Regions from separate parts of the Homo sapiens genome. Here all the other regions are linked to region 2. The links are chromatin contacts, found by Hi-C or POLR2A ChIA-PET in ENCODE. All regions are on one chromosome and are shown on one strand. Each heading gives the region's core, a stretch centred on a gene start or an enhancer-like site at or near the end of the contact. The rest is flanking DNA. Distances are from core to core; before and after follow the strand shown.

What was found. Hi-C counts contacts between places; a loop is a spot of excess contacts on that map. ChIA-PET counts read pairs that join two places held with the same protein, here RNA polymerase II (POLR2A). Pooled maps may share reads with other maps.
Region 1: a loop to region 2 is called in a map of naive thymus-derived CD4-positive, alpha-beta T cell, with 2.8 times the contacts of the local background. The contact joins the enhancer-like site here to the promoter of UBE2D4 in region 2. A Hi-C loop is called at or near these places in 1 of 168 maps with a recorded cell type or tissue (naive thymus-derived CD4-positive, alpha-beta T cell), 1 of 37 single-sample maps with no recorded cell type and 8 of 50 pooled maps. POLR2A ChIA-PET finds 5 or more read pairs at or near these places in 2 of 52 experiments (Panc1 and activated B cell).
Region 3: a loop to region 2 is called in a pooled map, with 4 times the contacts of the local background. The contact joins the enhancer-like site here to the promoter of UBE2D4 in region 2. A Hi-C loop is called at or near these places in 1 of 168 maps with a recorded cell type or tissue (naive thymus-derived CD4-positive, alpha-beta T cell) and 4 of 50 pooled maps. POLR2A ChIA-PET finds 5 or more read pairs at or near these places in 1 of 52 experiments (Panc1).

The regions. Positions count from the first base shown.
Region 1 is chr7:43,646,510-43,650,348 of GRCh38, forward strand. It overlaps COA1 (cytochrome c oxidase assembly factor 1), which reads right to left. Exons shown (of 6, transcript NM_018224.4): 2 at 2,091-2,143; 3 at 1,026-1,125. The coding sequence starts at 2,105. Among named protein-coding and RNA genes, the nearest start is that of STK17A, 65 kb to the left of the region's middle. RefSeq lists enhancers at 301-1,162, 311-430, 1,461-1,755, 2,025-2,886, 3,529-3,618. Within about 2 kb of position 2,387, at least 40 of the 41 ENCODE cell types and tissues checked have a DNase peak (open chromatin) inside an H3K27ac peak, as active enhancers do; they include Panc1, where a contact is called at or near this core.
Region 2 is chr7:43,924,912-43,928,903 of GRCh38, forward strand. It overlaps UBE2D4 (ubiquitin conjugating enzyme E2 D4), which reads left to right and starts at 1,525. Exons shown (of 7, transcript NM_015983.4): 1 at 1,525-1,645. The coding sequence starts at 1,622. It also overlaps a transcript of URGCP not described here. RefSeq lists a silencer at 1,419-1,958.
Region 3 is chr7:43,668,220-43,671,724 of GRCh38, forward strand. The region is part of intron 1 of COA1 (cytochrome c oxidase assembly factor 1); the gene reads right to left. Among named protein-coding and RNA genes, the nearest start is that of COA1, 60 kb to the right of the region's middle. RefSeq lists a silencer at 1,634-1,683. Within about 2 kb of position 1,677, at least 4 of the 41 ENCODE cell types and tissues checked have a DNase peak (open chromatin) inside an H3K27ac peak, as active enhancers do.

The sequences.
Region 1 (3,839 bases), core at 1,137-3,636, 280 kb before region 2:
TGGAGCCGAGATTCAACCATTCAACCCAGGCAGTCGGCTGCAGTGCCCAGGTCTCACCGACTTAGCAGCCTCCTAAGGGAGAAAGGCTGTCACACCAGAAAGCTGAACCCTGACCCAAAAGTGCACCCATCCCTCTCATGTCCTGCCCCTGTCCCTTTGGCAGAGGGAAGAGGAGGCCAAATTATTCAGTCTGAATCATTCCTGGGAACGCTCATCTCAGGCCCCCTCCAGACTCTGCAACTCCACCAACTCTGCAGGATGGTGCAGAAAGGCTGGAGAGGACACTGGAGCCTGTCTGCTTGTCTGCTGGTGACACTCACATCCTGGGAAGAAGTGAAAATGTTGCAGAGTGGATGACGAGCCAAGCTGGGTGGGGATAAAGGAGCCTAAAAAAAGCCAGTCTAGAAAAAACTGCTGCCGCTTTGCCACCAGTAGCATTAAAATGACCTTAAATGTCCTGGCTGCTGACAGTAATTGTGGCCTGTCTTTACAAATTCAAATTTGAGTGCAGTGGGGCTGGAAGCGGCATCTGTCGGGATTTTGCCATCGTGGTCTCTGCTTTTATTTTCTGCCCCTGCCAGAGTTCCTTGCTCATGGTCCCTCCTCCATTAAATCAACAGCAGAGAATGAAAGTGCAAAAAAAGTCTGACAATGCTGGACGCACAGCCACAGCTTTCCCCACCTGTGAACCATCTGGTATTCCCCTTCCCTCTGTCCCTTCTTTATATAATCTCAGAATCTTGATGGAGCCCCTGTGTGTGCACTGGACTGAAAGCCCATCGTGCTTTGCTGGGCTTCTTATGCATATTAGTCCTGGTCCTTTTATTTGTACTCGTTGCTCCTGGAAAAACTGAGATTACAGGATACAGAGGAAGCTATAGCCAACGAAATGGTGGACTAGCCTTTAAAATCACCCTCTCCTCCTTTCTCTAATCTAAACAAAGCATCTCAAGTATTTCCTCTGATGGAGGAGCAGGAGCAGGCTAGGAGGAGGTCAGGCCGCAGGCGGCTAGCAGGATACTTACTTTGAATGAGGTAATACACAATGGCAAAGCCCCCGGCATAGAACACACCGTGGAAAAGGATCCTTGCTCCCAGAGGCATTGACCGCCTGCTTCCTGCATACTTAAAAACAAAAGATACAAATTTATTGTAGGATTCCCAGTTTTGTGCCAAGGGGATTTGCCCGGCTTGGACCCCTAAAGGAAAGAAGCATTAAGGAAGCCAGAAAGGAGGCCAGACCGCCCTCCCTCATTTGCTTCCTTTCCAAATGCCAGGGTTGGTTCTGAAGCCAAACTGAGTGCCCTCCTGAGGGTGCCCTCTCGAGAGTGGCCCATGTCCAGGACCCATGCTGTGGGGGCCCTGCCACCCCCAGCCAGCCCAGCACAGAGCGAGCATTCAGCCCACCATCCTGACAGACACAGCCCAGACTGTGTGCCAAGCCCCGCATGGCCAGGAAGCACAACCACTTTGTCTCAGGCCAACTGGTAAACAGGAAGCTTATCCTTTGTGGCAATGGCTGGTCCTGTAAGCCTGCGAATGGGCTGGAGCTGTCACTGGCTCCTTTCATATTTTGAAAAATGCACCACCCTTGGGATGAGGAAACTCTGGTTATGACTCAGGCTGAATGAACAGATGGAGGGATGCCAGCTCGGTAAATACAGCATACCATCCATCCACTCTTATAATATGTAAGAGTATCAAAATGAGTGTAAAGTTAATTACAGTAATGTGATCTGGGAAAAGTCATTTAGTTCTCATAATGAAAACGGTCAGAGCATCTCTGAAGAATGTATTAGTCAGATCTTGCTTAATTTGAAGAGAGCTCAACAGGGTGAGGCAGCCAGACTGGGTTATGGAGAGGTTCCCAGAGTGTTACAGCTTCCAACGCCAGCATGAGACACGAGAGAAAGACAGAGTGGGAAACAATGCAGAAAATGCCCATCCCTCCTGTGAAGTTAAAGCACAAGTGAACCCTAAAGACCAGGAGAAGCCCATAACTATTCAGGGAGTGACTTTCTTCTATTGTCTAACTCGAGAATACCCTGGCAGGTTCTAGTGGGGAACTTGGCCCTGGAACATTCCATTACCTTTTGCCACATCATAGCACAACTCTCTTGAAAATCATCAAAGGCAAGTTGTCCTGCAATTAGAAAAGATTTTACATTAAAATCATATTTTTAAAGCCCAGTTCTCTCTAGTCTCATACAGCCAAGATTTATTACCAACCCAAGCTTTAGAACACGAACAAGAAGTTAAAATTAAACTCTAAAACAAGCCTTGTCTGTGAAAGGCCCTGGTTTTTCCCCCTTCTGCTGCCAAATTAGGAAGAAAAAACAAAGCCTGCGGGTTTCCTGTCTGTGTCCTATGTAGTTTTTGTTACAGCAACCAAAGAACCGGTGTGCACAAGGGAGAACCGCAGACAGCAAGTGCTTTGACCACAGCACAAACACAGGGCCAATCAACAGGAGGCTGGACCTGCAGAAGCAAGATGCTAGCAATAAAAGCTGTACGTGACAGAGTGAAAACAGCACTTCAGAGTTAAAAAGAAACAATAGTACAGTAAACTTATACATGGACTTTAACAATATTGATAATACCTAATACTTCTGTCTCTGACTATTATGTGTCTTGTACTATTCTAAGCACTTTATATAATTCATTTAATTCTCACAACCCTTTGAAGTAGGAACTATTATCATCACGCTCATTTTGCAGATGAGTAAACTGAGGCACAGAAAGGTTAAGTAACATGCCCAAAGGTGCACTAATAAGTGAATAAGTGGTAGAACTGGGATTCAAATTCATGCAGTCTGGCTCCAGCATCTGCTCTTTCAACCACTGTGGTACACGAGCTTTAAGATATCTAATTAAAGCAATATTGAAATGTGAAAACAAACAGTGTCTCTGAGCTAAAATATATTCTTACTGTTCAGTGTAAAAGTCCTTGGCAGGCATGCCTTTCCTGCTATTTTTCCAGACAAGGTGGATACATATTTGTACCTTCATTCCTTCTTTTGTTTAGCAAACGGTTACTGAGGGTCTGATCTGGTCAGACAGTAAGAATATAAAAACAGTATCAAGATATAAGGAATTTTCCTTGGTCCTGAGGGGAATACAGACAATTAAACAAATAATTATAACATAGATCTATCACATGCAACTGCACGGCTATGCACTGCACAACCCTTGTAGGGCACCATGCACATTAGAGAAATCAAAGATTTGTATCTTTATTAAGACAGTTTGCCAACAGTTGGAAGTACTATAAAGTATCTTGAAGAAGGGATGGGGATGGTTGTCTTTTTCTAATTTGCACAAAGGTGCCTTTGGGCTAGCAGCAGCCTGGTTAGTGCAACCAGACATATGCACCAAGAGAGGAAGTAACACTCAGGAAGTGGTCAACCTTGCTGCAGGGCATCAGCGGAGGTTTCACAGAGGAAGTTTACCTTGAGAAGAGAAAGGTGAAAAGAGCAGAACAGCTTCAAATCCAGGAAATGACAAACAAAGGCAGAGTGAGCAGAAACAAGAACTGCTGAAGTGTAAAGCGCAGGAGAGAAGCCACAGGAAGCATGTCCAGAAATGGAGGGGTGAGAGCATAGTGGGTGATTACTGCTAAGAAAGACCCTCGACCCTGAGCTGTCGGACTCTGCAGATGAGGGGCTACAGAAAAATCTCTCTGGGACAGGGGTGGGCAGATGGGGGAGAGAAGGCAATGCAGCAGGACTGCCAGAGGACACCAAAGCCCAGAGCTAAGACCAAGGTAGCAAGTGTGCCGCAAAAGGGTGGTTTCTTAAAATACTTAGGATGGGTCTTATTTATTTACTTATTTTTATACT
Region 2 (3,992 bases), core at 275-2,774:
CCATGCCCAGCTAAGTTTTGTATTTTTTGTAGAGACGGGGTTTCACCATGTTGCCCAGGATGGTCTAGAACTCCTGGACTAAGGGATCCACCCACCTCAACCTCCCAAAGTGCTGGGATTACAGGCATGAGTAACTGTGCCCGGCCGAGGATCCTGGATTTTGAAGGCCCCTGGATGACAGTGAATGTGATGCTGTAGGCCACGGGGCTTCCTTGAAGAGTTCTGGGTAAGGATGCAGTGTGGTAAGCTTTATATTTCAGACAGTTCATGAAGTTGTGTGGAGGACAGATTGGGGGAATGGGAGCGTGAAAGCCAGGGACAAAGCTGGGCAACTATTGAAATGTCTATAATACATTTTATATGCTGACTGAGTACAAACATAGAGGTGACCATGTGTCTTGGCTGGCTGGAGACAATTCTAGATTACAGCGTTGGTCCCAGAGTAATTATATTAACAGCCACTTTCATGCTCAAACATGTCTCAGTCTGAAGATTAAATATCATCTACATACACACACCAACAAAACTTCCACAATTCTTACCTTTACTATGTGAAATGCACTGATATTTTATTCTGTTTTTTTATTTTTATTTTTTATTATTTTTGAGACAGAGTCTCGCTCTGTCACCCAGGCTGGAGTGCAACAGTGTGATCTCAGCTCACTGCAACCTCTGCCTCCTGGGTTCAAGTGATTCTCGTGCCTCAGCCTCTCAAGTAGCTGGGATTACAGGCATACGTCACTACGCCCAGCTAATTTCTGTATTTTTAGTAGAGACGGAGTTTCAGCATGTTGGCCAGGCTGGTCTCGAACTCCTGACCTCAAGTGATCCGCCTGCCTCGGCCTCCCAAAGTGCTGGGATTATAGGCGTGAGCCACCTCGTCTGGCTTTTTTTTTTTTTTTTTCAAAAAAATGTTGGTTGCAACCTATTAAATTGATTTCGTGACACACTAGTTCATAACCCTCAGTTTGAACAACTCTGACCTAGACGCCTGCCAAGTCTTGGGAAAATAGGAAGGAGACAGATAATTAAGTTTGGGAGATGCATAGTCTAAGGCCAGGGTTCTCAATGTTGGCAGTGCAAGATCACGTGAGGTACGACTGAACACGGAGATCTCCAAAACTGCGGAGAGTTTTGCGTGTGAACGTATGCACAGACATCTACATGGAAATGGCTGTAACGCATCCAGCCATAAGGCGTACGAGGGTATATATACTTACAGAGTTAAGAACCACTATTCTCAGGAGTTATATGACAGCCTGGGAAGACGCCCAGGATGTAGGAACAGGGAGCAGGCGAGCGTGTGGCACCTTGAGGGTGCTCCGCGCGTCTCCGTAAAGCCAACGAGCCCCTCCTCTTCGCTGGCCTCTCCGGGGCCTTGCTGACTAGTGGTCGAAGCCACAGGACCAGGTGCGGGTGGCCAGCGTAACCCGGGCAGCCCCGCTGCTTCCCCTCGGCCGCGCCAGGACGCTCGGCACGCGGCGACGACGGCCCCACAGTGCCCCGCGCGCGCAAGCGCAGGCTGCGGCTCCCGGCGTGCAGCTTGGTGGCGGCTGAGCCGGCAGCGGGCCGCCTCAGGCAGCCCCGGCCGGGCCGCCCGGGTCCCCGGCAGCGGGGTAGGATGGCGCTAAAGCGGATCCAGAAGGTACGCACTTTCCCACCCTCCAACTCTTTGGGTGTCCGAAGCGTCGAGGTGTGGGCGGGGCGCCGCTGCCGTGAAGTGAAAGGTGACGGAGGCTCCGCGAGTCGCGGATACACCTGCCTGGGAAGGAGGCAGAACAGCCTCCCGCGCAGCCTGAAAAGCGAACGCAGCCTGAGAAAGGGATTGCGCGAGCGCGGGGCGGGGCCGGGCCGTGGCCACGAGGGCTGCGTCATGCGGGCGGGGCGCCGTGGGGCCACCTGCAGGCTTCTGGACAGCGGGTTCCCCCTGTAGGGTATCCAGAAGGGCTGGGTGGGTATCCAGAAGGGTATCCAGGAAGAAGCTGGGTCCTAAGGGATGAGTAGGAACTCGGCAGGTGGGGAAAAGGGGAAAAGGCTTTCCCTGCAACGGGGAGACTACGAGGCTTGGAGGACTGACAGGGTAGCGGGGAAGCTGAAGGGCAGATGGTGTGGACTTGGGTGGTCCTTAGGAGCAGTGCTGAAGTAACTGGTTTTTATCCTGCAGGTAAGAGGGAGTCCATGAGGGTTTAATGCATTCACTAGAATTTGGAAAACGCACAACAGTAGAAGAAAGAAGTATTTCTAATTCTATCACTTTACTATTTGTTAACATTTTAGCATACCTACCTTCAGTTTTTTTTCTATATTTAAAACAATTATACTGCATTTTGTATTCCACTTATTCACATAATAGTAAATGTAAGCATGTTGTGAAGTAGTATTTATAACTTTTTTTTTTTTTTTTTTTGAGGTCTTGCTCTGTCGCCCAGGCTGGAGTATCGCCCAGGCTGGAGTACAGTGGCACAATCATGGCTCACTGCAGCCTCAACCTTCTAGGTTCAAGTGATCCTCCCTCCTCAGCTTCCTGGGTAGCTGGGACTACATGCCACCATGCCAGCCAATTGTTTATTTTTTGTAGAGACAGTGTCTCGATATGTTGCCCAGGCTGGTCTCATACTCCTGGGCTTAAGCGGTCCTCTTGCCTCTGCCTCCTAAAGTGGCGGGATTACAACGTGAGACACCATGCCCAGTCCTATAACTAATTTTTAACATTAACTTTCCACAAGTACATGACTAGTAACTTATTTAGTCATTACCTGTAGTAGGTAAAAGTATGGACTTGGGTGTCAGACAGACCTGGGTTAGAGAATGTGAGGTCACTTATAGTGGGACCTTGGGCAAGGCACTTTATCATTCCTAGCCTCCCAGTCCTACATGTTTACAGAGTTGTTTTGAGAATTAAATGCTATGAAATGTGTTTAGCACATGCTTGCTGTATACCAAACACTCAATACGAGTTAGCTGCTGTTATTGTTCAAAATTCTTCACTAAGTATTTGCTGTTACGAACTGTGTATTAGTCTGTTTTGTGTTGCTATAAAGGAATATCTGAGGCTGGGTAATTAATAAAGAAAAGAGGTTTATTTGGCTCTCGGTTCTGCAGGCTGTACAAGAAGCATGGTGCCAGCATCTGCTTCTGGTGAGGCCTCAGGAAGCTTACAATCATGGCAGAAAGCAAAGGAGAAGCAGGCGTGTCACCTGGTAAGAGAGGGAGCAAGAGAGATGCCACCTCTTTTAAACACCCAGATCTCACATGAACTAATAGAGTGAGCACTCACTTATTATTGTGGGGGGGCCACCAAGCCATTCATGAGGAATCCGCCCCCACGACCCAGATACCTCCCACTAGGCCCCACCTCCAACACTGGCGATCACATTTCAGCATGAGATTTGGGGGGGACAAATATCCAAACCAGATCAACCATCATTGTACAATGAGCCTTTTCCTTAATTCACATTACTGGGTTTGATTGCCAGAGGTGGAATTACAGGATCTCTGAGAGTATGACTCTTTTTTTTTTTTTTAAATAAATAGCTGTCCAAAAGAGAGATAATTCTGATGAGTTATTCTCTGAAAGGGGTCATCTGTCATCCTAGGACTTTGAAGCAGGTGAATGACATGCTGAGATCTGTGTTCTAAAAAGATCTTTCTGGCAGCAGTGTGGCCGGAAGTGGGACAGAGGGAGACTAGAGGCTGTTGTGAAGGTTCAGTAGAGGCTTTGTCCAAATTAATGACCATGGAATGGATGCTAGGCCAGAGCAGTGCCTGGACCACATTGCAGAAGTGGAATTGACAGGACTCGAGGAGAGGATGTGGTGAAAGTGAAACAAGGAGGTGTACAAAATGGGTCACTTAGTGGATGGTGGTGTCAGTGTCTAGGATGGGGAATCAGAAGTTTTGAAGGCAGGGAGGAGGGTAGGAGAGATTAAGGAATAAAGGTTTGAGCCTACATATTCAAATGTGTAGGCTGATAAGATTTATAAAAGGGAGCG
Region 3 (3,505 bases), core at 427-2,926, 260 kb before region 2:
TAACAGGTCCAGCAGCTCCAAGTTTATCTTGGGACCTCAAGAGGAGATCACCCAACTCACAGGTATTTGAGGATACAAACCCATGTGGATGGCTGGGCTCAGCTTTAAAGGTCTTATCTGAGATTCCTGTGGAACAGAGTTCCATCAAAGCCAATCCAAAAGGCCTATGTAGAAATAACCACTCTTGCTGCACTTTATGCAAATAATCAGGCCAAGTATAAGACTAAAATTTATTCTACAAACAACACACACGGTCCTATCATAATTTGTTTTTACAAAAAATGAGGACTGGAGAGAGAAATTGTGCTCCAAAGCTTATCATACATTTGTCATTAAATCCTAGTCTAATTGTTTTTAAGCTTTTTGCCTACATTTTAGACTAACCCTGCTTATTCCTGTGAATCAAGTGGCGATCTCCTACAGCTTGGATGAAACAAAATGGGATGGATAACATAAAAATCTGGATCAATATGCTGGTTCTGGGCAATTATCCTGCAAATTCTGCCAGGTAATGAAAGTGAGTAGGGTGCCCATAACCCTGAGGTTTCTTTGTTTGGGAAATAAAACCAAGGAACTTCATAAATCCCCAAATATCTTGGCAAGTAAAATTTTAGATGAAAATTATCTACTATACCACACTTGTGGGAACTGCTATACTCACTCTACTATTTGCAATAGGGTTATACAGAGTAGCACCTTCTAACTGAAATATTGGACAGAGAACTTATGTCTTGTATTAATATTTGGACCCTGTATACTCAATACTATAACTTGAATTGTTTCCTCTCACCTAGAAGCAATCAAACTCCAAATAGTGCTGCAAACTAAACCACACAGGAACACACCTTTCTTCCAAGGACCCTTAGATCAACCCCAGGAGAAGCCCTAGCTGCTGTTCCCCATTCGATGCCCCTTCTCAGCAGGAAATAGCCAGAAAGAGTCATCACCCAAAACCCCTTAAGAGCAGTTATGGTGACATCTCCACATGGGGGGATGTTATAGGAGTTTATTAAGAAATTATTTTAGGCAGCTAGGAAAAGGGGTCCTTGGGGAAGTTTTCATTTCCTTTAAAGCGGCTCCAGAAACGTTTCTTGTCTAGCAAACCCCAGCTCTTAGAGCCGAGTCAGCAACCTTTGATATGCAAATACAGGCCATTAGAAACTGGGTCCACCCAAACATGGTGATTCCTGCCACCTTCTTCCCCTCGCCTCACAGGTGCCTGGCAACACGGCCGCCCCCACATATCCCCATATGTGTAGAGCATCATGGCACCCTGCATTTGCATATTAAAAAGCTAGGGTGGGAGGGCCAGTTTTTTCCGCGGGCTACGTGAGTGACATGCCTGGTCAAACCAATCCCCTGAGCGCTATGCAAATCAGGCACCACCTCCTCTAGCCTCCTCATATAAGCAGCCACTTTTCTGACGCACACAGGGTTTTCTCTTTGTTCGAATCGCCCCCTCCCTTTATCTTTGTACAGGGGAGCTGTTTTCTTCTTCCTTCCTTCTTTCTTGCCTATTAAACTTTTCACTCCTTAAAACCAAAAAAAAATTAAAAAAAAAAAACCATCACATCAAATAACTTTACCCTACCCAGGACTTGCCCAGGTTTCTGTTCTTGGGTTAAAATTTAAAATATTGGTTCACTCCCTGACGGAAACAGATGAGAGAGGTGCTCAGTGACTCATTATGGACAGAATGAGGGCTGAAATTACTTGAGTGAGGAAGGAAAGGAAAGCGGGGCCCTGGCTGAGGTTAAGTACCAAATAGAAATCTGGGCTGAAGCAGGGAGACTTAGCTTGAGATTCTAGATAAAAAAAGAAGTGTAACCTAGAGTAACACAAATATAAAGGATTCCACTCTTATTTCCAAACTATTGTAACAGCTCTGAATAACATGGATATTTTAAAGGTTTATGCATATATTAATGGATGTGTATAAAACATTCAGGCCAGGCACAGTGGTTCACGCCTGTAATCCCAGCACTTTGGGAGGCCGAGGCAGAAGGATCACTTGAGATCAGGAGTTCAAGACCAGCCTGGCCAACATGGTGAAACATGATCTCTACTAAAAATACAGAAAAAAATTAACTGGGTGTGGTGGTGGGTACCTGTAGTCCCAGCTATTTGGGAGACTAAGGCAGAAGAATCACCTGAACCTGGGAGGCAGAGGCTGCAGTGAGCCGAGACTGCACCACTGCACTACAGCCTGAGCAACAGGGTGAGACTTGGTCTAAAAAAAAAAAAATTTTCATCATAAACTCAGTCCCCAAAAGTAATTAATCTATTTATTCATTCATCACATACCCACTAAACACGTACTATATCTAGATGGGAGAGACTGGCAAAGACAGACCTTGACCTGAAGAAGTGTTTAGCCTAGTCGGGTAGATTACACATGCATATAAAAATATTAACTATAGACATGGCAGGAAGAGCTAAATGCACTAAAAGAGACATAGAGGGCTATGTGAAGAAAACAATGTAATGCCCACAAACATATACTTTTATCCTTCTCTAATTAATGTTCCCAAGTGTTTTATATTCTTCACATATCTTTTCATTCTCCACTAAAATGTAATCTGCAAGGTCAAGGGAGTCTCTCTCTTGTTTACTGCCATAACTCTGCAAGCTAAGGTAGTGCCTGGCTCACAGGATGTGTTTCATAATCATTTCTCCAATAAATTATCAGTAAATTTATTAAAATTAAAACTGCCATTTAAAAACATCTGATGAGAGTTCAGAAGTAAACCCTTTTATCCAAGGTCATTTGATTTTCAACAGGAGTACCAAGACAATAAAATAGAGAAAGAATGAATAGTCTTTTCAACATATGATGCTGAGACAACTGGATATCCACATGCAAAATAATAAATGAAGTTGGAACCCTTCCTAACACCATACACAAAAATCAACTGAAAATGAATCACAGACCTACATGTAAGCACTAAATTCTAAAACTCCTAGAAGAAACATGAGAATAAGTCTTCATTAGCTTGGATTAGACAATCGTTCCTTGATATAACACCAAAAGCACAAGTGACAAAAAACAAATAGATAAATTGGACTTTAACAACATTAAAAATACTTGTGACACCATGAAGAAAGTGAAAACAACCCACAGAAACGGAAAAAAAAAAAGCAAATCATATATTTGGCAATGGACTTGTATCTAGAATACATATAAAGAACTATTGTTAACTCAATAATTAAAAGACAACCCAATTAAAAATGAACAAAGAATCCCATTTATAATGGCCACGAAAAAATAAAGAAGGTATCTAGGAATATATCTAATGAAGGAGGTTAAAGTCTCTACAAGGAGAACTACAAAACATACTGCTCAAAGAAATCAGAGATGACACAAACAAATGGAAAAACACTCCATGCTCATGGCTGCAGGCCATGAGATAAATATTTTTCTACAACGAGAAAAAATATTTGCAAACTACGTGATATGGTTTGGCTGTGTCTCCACCCAAAACCTCATCTTGGACTGTAATACACA